Regions from separate parts of the Homo sapiens genome. Here region 1 is linked to region 2. Evidence: chromatin contacts called from ENCODE Hi-C or POLR2A ChIA-PET data. All regions are on one chromosome and are shown on one strand. The core of a region is the stretch at or near the end of the contact, and the rest is flanking DNA. Distances in the headings are between cores, read along the strand shown. Region 1 has its middle 19 kb from the start of MIR1587. Region 2 has its middle 19 kb from the start of MIR1587.

Evidence for each region. Hi-C counts contacts between places; a loop is a spot of excess contacts on that map. ChIA-PET counts read pairs that join two places held with the same protein, here RNA polymerase II (POLR2A). Pooled maps may share reads with other maps.
Region 1: a map of CD4-positive, alpha-beta T cell shows a loop between it and region 2 (6-fold over the local background). The contact joins two enhancer-like sites. A Hi-C loop is called at or near these places in 10 of 168 maps with a recorded cell type or tissue (B cell, CD4-positive, alpha-beta T cell, CD4-positive, alpha-beta memory T cell and 5 more), 30 of 37 single-sample maps with no recorded cell type and 17 of 50 pooled maps. POLR2A ChIA-PET finds 5 or more read pairs at or near these places in 20 of 52 experiments (B cell, CD4-positive, alpha-beta T cell, CD4-positive, alpha-beta memory T cell and 11 more).

What each region holds. Positions count from the first base shown.
Region 1 is chrX:39,854,414-39,857,854 of GRCh38, reverse strand. No RefSeq gene overlaps it. Among named protein-coding and RNA genes, the nearest start is that of MIR1587, 19 kb to the right of the region's middle. RefSeq lists enhancers at 2,028-2,107, 2,378-2,497. Within about 2 kb of position 1,999, at least 10 of the 41 ENCODE cell types and tissues checked have a DNase peak (open chromatin) inside an H3K27ac peak, as active enhancers do.
Region 2 is chrX:39,816,737-39,819,898 of GRCh38, reverse strand. No RefSeq gene overlaps it. Among named protein-coding and RNA genes, the nearest start is that of MIR1587, 19 kb to the left of the region's middle. RefSeq lists enhancers at 1,385-2,302, 2,303-3,162. Within about 2 kb of position 1,643, at least 5 of the 41 ENCODE cell types and tissues checked have a DNase peak (open chromatin) inside an H3K27ac peak, as active enhancers do.

The sequences.
Region 1 (3,441 bases), core at 750-3,249, 38 kb before region 2:
GCAGCCACCCAAAGCCCAGCCCACTCCTGGGTGCAGGGCGGGCAGCCCTTCCTCCTCCCTGGACTCTGTTTCCACCACACATGAATCCTGGGCCTGCCTGGCCCCGACGCATTTTTTATTTTGCTATCTATATTCTTTCCATTGTCCTGATGTAAATAATTTAAACTGACATAGAAAGAAAGGGCAGGCCTTGCTACAAAATGGAGGCTGTCAACTCCCCGAACCTCCATTTCTTTTCGCCTCCTGTGCTCATCTCTTCCCTGTTCTGTTCGATTTGCCTCGTTCTAGAACCTTTCTCTAGTGCTCTCTTGTTTTTTTGTTTTTTTTTTTTTTTTTTTTGAGAAAGAGTCTCACTGTGTCGCCCAGGCTGGAGTGCAGTGGCGTGACCTCGGTTCACCGCAACCTCTGCCTCACGGGTTCAAGCGATTCTCCTGCCTTAGCCTCCCGAGTAGCTGGGATTACAGGCACACGCCACTATACCTGGCTAATTTTCATATTTTTAGTAGAGACAGGGTTTCACCATGCTGGGCAGGCTGGTCTCAAACTCCTGACCTCAGGTGATCCGCCCACCTCGGCCTCCCAAAGTGCTGGGATTACAGGCATGAGCCACCGTGCCCGGCCTCTAGTGCTCTCTAGCTCCACACACATGCATGCATGCACATGAACACGCCACACACGTGCACACACACACCCTTCTCCCCCTCCCCCCAGGTGTCAGTGAGCAGAGTGTGTGTGACATTGTGTGTCTGTCTCTGGGATACAGTTTCTCTCTCTTGGTGTGAATTGCCTGTCTCGTCTGCATTTCTCATTCTGTTTCTCATCTCCCTACTTTCCTTTGCCTCTCTCTGCTGTTTGCATATGTGAGGGAAAGAGCTGCTTCATTTGTGAAGTGGCCTTATTCCATGGCCTCATTATGCAATCACACAGCATGGAGCTCTCTTGGGGGTTAAGTGGGGAAGGCAGAAGACAGGGCCAGGGAGAATTCATCATCTTTCCCCCGGAAAGCTGTGCATTTTCAGAAGATATAAGGGACAAGTTTGGGGTTCACAGACCCTCAGGGGCTTTTGTGCGTCACCTGGACCTTCTGTGATCGGTACATGGAGCTGCAGCTGGCCACTGGCATTGTCTGGAGAGCAGCCCTGGCCTCTCTCAGCCTTGAACCAGGAAGCAGGCTTTATTTGTCAGGAGAGGGCATAGCCAGGATTTCCTGAAGGTTCTGGCCTCCAGCCTGCAACCCGGCACTGTCCAATAGAAATATAATGCAAGCCACAAATGTGAGCCACATATGTATTAATAATTTTAATGTTCGAGAAGCCACATTAAAAAGGTAAAAAGGAACAGGTGAAATTGACTTAATCATATATTTTGATCAACCCGATGTATCTAAAATATTATCATTTCAATATGAAACCAGGAAAAAATTATTGACAAGGTATTTGACATTCTTTTCTTGAAACTAAATCTTCAAAGTCTGGTGTGCATTCTATGCTGACAGAGGATCTCAATTTGGCCGGGCCACATTTCAAGTGTTCAGTAGAAACATGTGGCTAGTGGCCCCTGTCCTGGACAGCACAGGCCCAGCCTACCAAGCCTGAGGTCTGGAAGTTCTGTTTCGGCTGTCTAAATGGCAGCAATACAAGCGCGTCCTCAGTGTGTATGTCTGATGGGAAGACGACGAGGTGATGTGCGGGAAGTTCACTGAGCCATTATTCTCCCATTACCATCATTAGCAGTAATCATCATGAATGCACTGGCATGGCCCACGTCCGGCCCTGTTGCTGCTTGCTTCCAGTTCACGCGGCATTCTGTGCCGGGGAATTGCTGACCCAGATTCTGTTTTGCTGGGGGGGCAGAGGGAGCTGAGGGTGCAGTTTCCAGGTGCTCTAGGCCTGCCTCCCAGCTGAGACCCCACCTACTAGGTGTGTGCTCCTCCCCTTTCTTTAGGTACCAGGCACCCCTCCAGCTTCTATATATAGCACTCTGTGGCGACAGCTGGCTATCTGATGACTCATCAGTCACCGTGGGCGTCTCCGGATGGAACCCTGAACATTTATTCAGAGGGTGCTTTTGCCAGTTTCTGAACGACTCCTAGTAAGTCCTGCCTTTTGGGGATTGTTTTAACCCCATGGAGATTGGGGGTTTGAAGACTCAGTGGGTTCCTGTCTGAAGGCCTCTGGGGGCTTAAAAAGTCCAGTGGGGCTTTGGGGAACTGGCTCCAGGTAAGCCTGTGAACGCAGAGGAATGCATTCTCAAACTGAGGGCTTGAGTGGTCTCTCCTTGGTCATCTGTCCATCTAAGTACCTGGCTGGCCCCAGATTGCCCCTGGAAGTGGGGCTTGGGAGATGTTAGCTCCTTTCAGGAGCTGCAGGGCTCCTCCCATGTATTTTCTGTGGGGCATCAAAGACCCAGGGCTGGCTTTGGAGCTGGGTTTAATGTAGGCTGCTCTGCTCACCAACTCCACCATCCTGGGCAAGTCCCTTCTGCTCTCTGGGTTTCCGTTTCCTCCTCTGTGCAATGCAGTCAATACCATTGTGGCCGTCTGGTTCTGAGGGTTGGAGGAGGTGCCGTCTGTAACAACTGTTATTACTGTGCAGCCCAGGGGCCCCATCACTTCGGTTTTCTCAGAAGCAGCTTCTGAGACGCGGATTCGTGTGGAAGCAATTTATTAAGGAAGTGCTCCCAAGAAACACGGAAGGGTATGGAAGGGCAGGACCAAGAAGGGGAGGAAGCCAGTTTCAGACAAAGTCCCTCTGCAGAAGGGTCTTAGTCCATCCAGGCTGCTGTAACACGGTACCACACGCGGGGGGGCTGATAAACCACAGACACGTACTTCTCATGGTTCTGGAGGCTGAGAGGCCGAGATCAGGGTACCAGCACGGTCGGGTTTGGGGGAGGGCCCTCTTCTGGGCTGTAGATTGCCAACTTTTCCTTGTGCCCTCACATGGCAGAGACAGGGAGAGAGAGCTCTCTGGGGTCGCTTTTTATAAGGGCACTGACCCCCTTCATGAGGGCTCCATCCTCATGACCTCATGACCTCCCAAAGGAGGAGCTCTGGAGGGCAAGTGTCAACTCAGAGCCTGTCCTGACTCCAGGCAAGAGCACTGTACCTGCATGCTCCCTTGCACCAGCTAGGAGCTACCGTGAGTGTGGGGATTGAAACTCCTGGGTACTTCTGGCTCTGAGGGGGATGTGCCCCGGGCGGGCCTGCAAAGAGTCCCAGGCACAGGCTGTGGGAATTAGGAGAGGGGAAGCTATATGGGGTGGGGGAAGGAGCCCGAGGGGATGTGGGTGAAGCATCTAGAGTGTCCCCACCACCCCTTTGCTTATCTGTCCTCCCACCAGAGGGGGCCAGGCCAGCACCCCTGTATGGATGGGACTGGGGCCGGGGAAGGAGGCTGGAGTCAGGAGGAGAGGCACCACCCAGGCCTTACTCTTCATATG
Region 2 (3,162 bases), core at 394-2,893:
TTCATTATCAGAAAGAACGAGAATACCCCAAAGCAGTCGTTGTGATTAAAATAGTGAGATAATGCTTTAATATTTGTAAACTGTACAGGCTTCTTCAAAGATAAATTATTAATGATGCCAAAGATGGCTGTGTGGTTGTGCGTGTGTGCACGTGTGAATGCACGTATTTGTGAGGTGATAGTGCAGGGGAAGTGTCGGGGGAGTCACTGGGATTATATTATTTGTCCTGAGACCTCCCCCACCCTCCGCCCCTGACCATTTCTCTCTTCCTCAGGACCAAGTGGGGTTGATCTGGAATATTGCCCCTCGGTTTTGAGAATCACCAAGGCTGGGTGGGAGAGATGGGCAGCAAGGTCTTCCTGCTGAAGCCCGTCTGGTCCTCAGGAGACCCATGGCCCCCTTGGGCACACAGTAGCCATCTGCACGGAGTAGGTGGCTACCACATCTTTGTGGAATAATGGAATCAATGACTGGATAGCTCAGTGGTCTTGGGCCAGGCCCACATCCCTTCTGTACTTGCAAGTGGAAAAGGACTCTGGACCCTTTCCAACTGCAATGTGTCTGTCTCTGGTGGTGGAGGCCCTTCGGTATCTTTTTTGATTCCATGTCTACCTTCTAGGAGCTCAAAGACTGAAATAACCAGAATCCAGGGTGTCAAGCATCCCCATAGAGATGGGGACTGATGTGGTATAGTTCATTCCCCTCATCCACACACTAAGAAGCTACAACAGAGAAAAGCTTGACTGAGGTCATGAGACCAGGGTTCAGAGTTCCCCTCACTGATACCCCCTTACCCCCACACAAAAGGACAGTGGCAGCCATGCAAGGGCACTGCCCAGACCTCCCTTCAGCGGAAAAGTTTCTGGAAGAAGTGTCATGGTTTGCTAGCCTCTGGCTGTGGCACCTTCGGGATCTGCTGCAGCATTCTTGCTGAGGCCACCCTCCCCAGGCTGTTCCCGCCCGATGACAGAGCATAGCAGGGGGACTAGAGCTGGGTCATTACTGCCTGACACAGGAAGTTTCTGATGGGCAGTCTGTGCTCTGGGGCTCCCCATCGGCCTGGCTGAGGCTTTCTCAGAGCTGCGCTGCCGGCTGAGGCTCTCCCTACCCACCCCTCCTTCCTTCCCCTCTCCTTCTGCAGGGGTCAGAGCTGCCTCCCGGTCTGAAGTCCCCCCCCCCCCTTTATCCTTCTTAAAAATCTCCCCCAATACATCTCTCACACTTACTCTCTCTTGGTGTCCTCTACCTGGAGGACTCAAATTGCCACAGGGACTAACACGTAGACTCCCATGCCCTCCGGTATTTTAGGCGGGACCCTTGTGTGTTCAGGAGCATGTAAAGAGCCAAGGGTGGAGCTAGGAGCCCTCAGCTACTCCTTTACCCCATTCCAGAAGGTTCCAGGCTCTACACACTCCCCTGTACCCATCTAGGGCTAGGTGGCCAGCTGTCACACTCTGGCAGTAATGCTGCTCATGACTTGTATTTATTCTTCAAGTTGCTCCTGGGTATATTAGGGCCCATCTCTGCCCAGGTCCCTTGCCAGCAAAAAGGCTGGTTCTTACTCACCAGCTTGCCCTGTTGCTCTGGGAAGTCAGTCCCACGGCCAGACCGCCCTCTTTTCACACGGCCACTCTGAGCACCAATGTGAGAGGCAAATGCCAGCCCTGCAAATCTGTACATGGAATCAGAGGCTCTCCAGACTCACGTCCAAAGGTGCATGGGCGGGGCGAGCCAGGAGACGGGGGAGCCCTGCTCAGTCACAGACACAGATGACATGAAATCAGATGGAGGATAAAAAGCATCACTGGAAAACAAAGGAACTGCTAGAGTCCGTGCCTGCTCGAGAAAAAGCAGTCATCAGCCCAAAGATGGATGAAGTGGAGGGCTGTTATTTTTAAGGTGGGGGCAGAGGTCATTAGCTTGAAGAATGTGTCATATTTGGCATCGGGAGGGTGGTTATGTGAGGCTGGAAAGCAAAGCCTGGTCCGCTCGCTCTCTGGCCAGGGAGATACTATTCCCTGGGGAAAAAGGACAGGCCCTCAACTAGCAGAGAGTGGCATGGAGGAATGTGTCCCCCAACCTTTCTAGAAGACAATAAATCTGTGAATTCTTCTCATTGGCAGGGCTGAAGGTTCATGGGACTGAGGCCAGCACCCAGTGGTGGCCTGGGCTGTAGAACTTCAGAAACAGCTAGTGCTACCCCTGTAGGCTAATTGTTTTTTCCAGAACCAAACTTTACTTGGCAGCACTAGGCTATAGCTCCATGGGCAGGGGTTTTGGGAACGGTGCCTTTGGTCATAGGGTATCAGGGTTATCTACAAACCCTCCTGTTTCTGGGAAACCAGCCTGAAGTCCTCATGCCCTCTGCAGCCAGAGGCCACTGGGCGCTGTGGTTCTGCCAGCTTTGGGGTGAGCAGAGGCAGAGACAATGGGGGAGAAACTCTATGAGGACAATGCCTGCCCAGCCTGAAACATCGCTAACAGATGGAAGGATGCAAACAGCAGCATGCCAAGCCTTCAGAGAGCTGGGAGCTCTGCCTGTGATTCAGGGAAGCTCTGATTCAGAGCTCTGAGCGCGTTGTCGCCCGGTGTCCTCAGGATGAAAGGCCTGCTTGGGGGGCTCCTCTAGTCCATCCCTCCCGGCTCCACCACCTCAAACTCTGCCTTCCAGCAGCAATTTCTTCCAGTTCTCCGGGCTTTGCGAGGCTTTTGCTGGGGCTGTACCCTCAAGCCTAAAACCCTCTGACTCCTAAAACTATCTGACTCCTACAACTATCTGACTCCTACTCATCCTTTCGCTTTCAGCTTAAGCTCCAGGAAGTATGGGCAACCCCCACAGTAAACAAAGCCAAACGTTTTCTTTATCTGGAGCCTTTACTATGCTAATGTACATTGTGAATCTTCCGGAGGTTGGTGGGTGGGGGGCAGTGGAGAGGCCGCCAATCTTTCCAGAAGTATTTGGCCCCAAGAGGCCTCCTACCCCCACGTCTATTAACCCTCTCCCAGAACGAGGTGAGGAGGAGGAGCTTGGGAAATGCTCCTCCAAGAGAAGCAGAGCGGAGGCAAAACCCCTCTTGTGGGGAGGTACAGTCCCTTCTGCCCTCCTGTACCCTGCGGATAAACTTACCCCCTGGAAGGAGAAACCAGAATAGCAGCCCAATC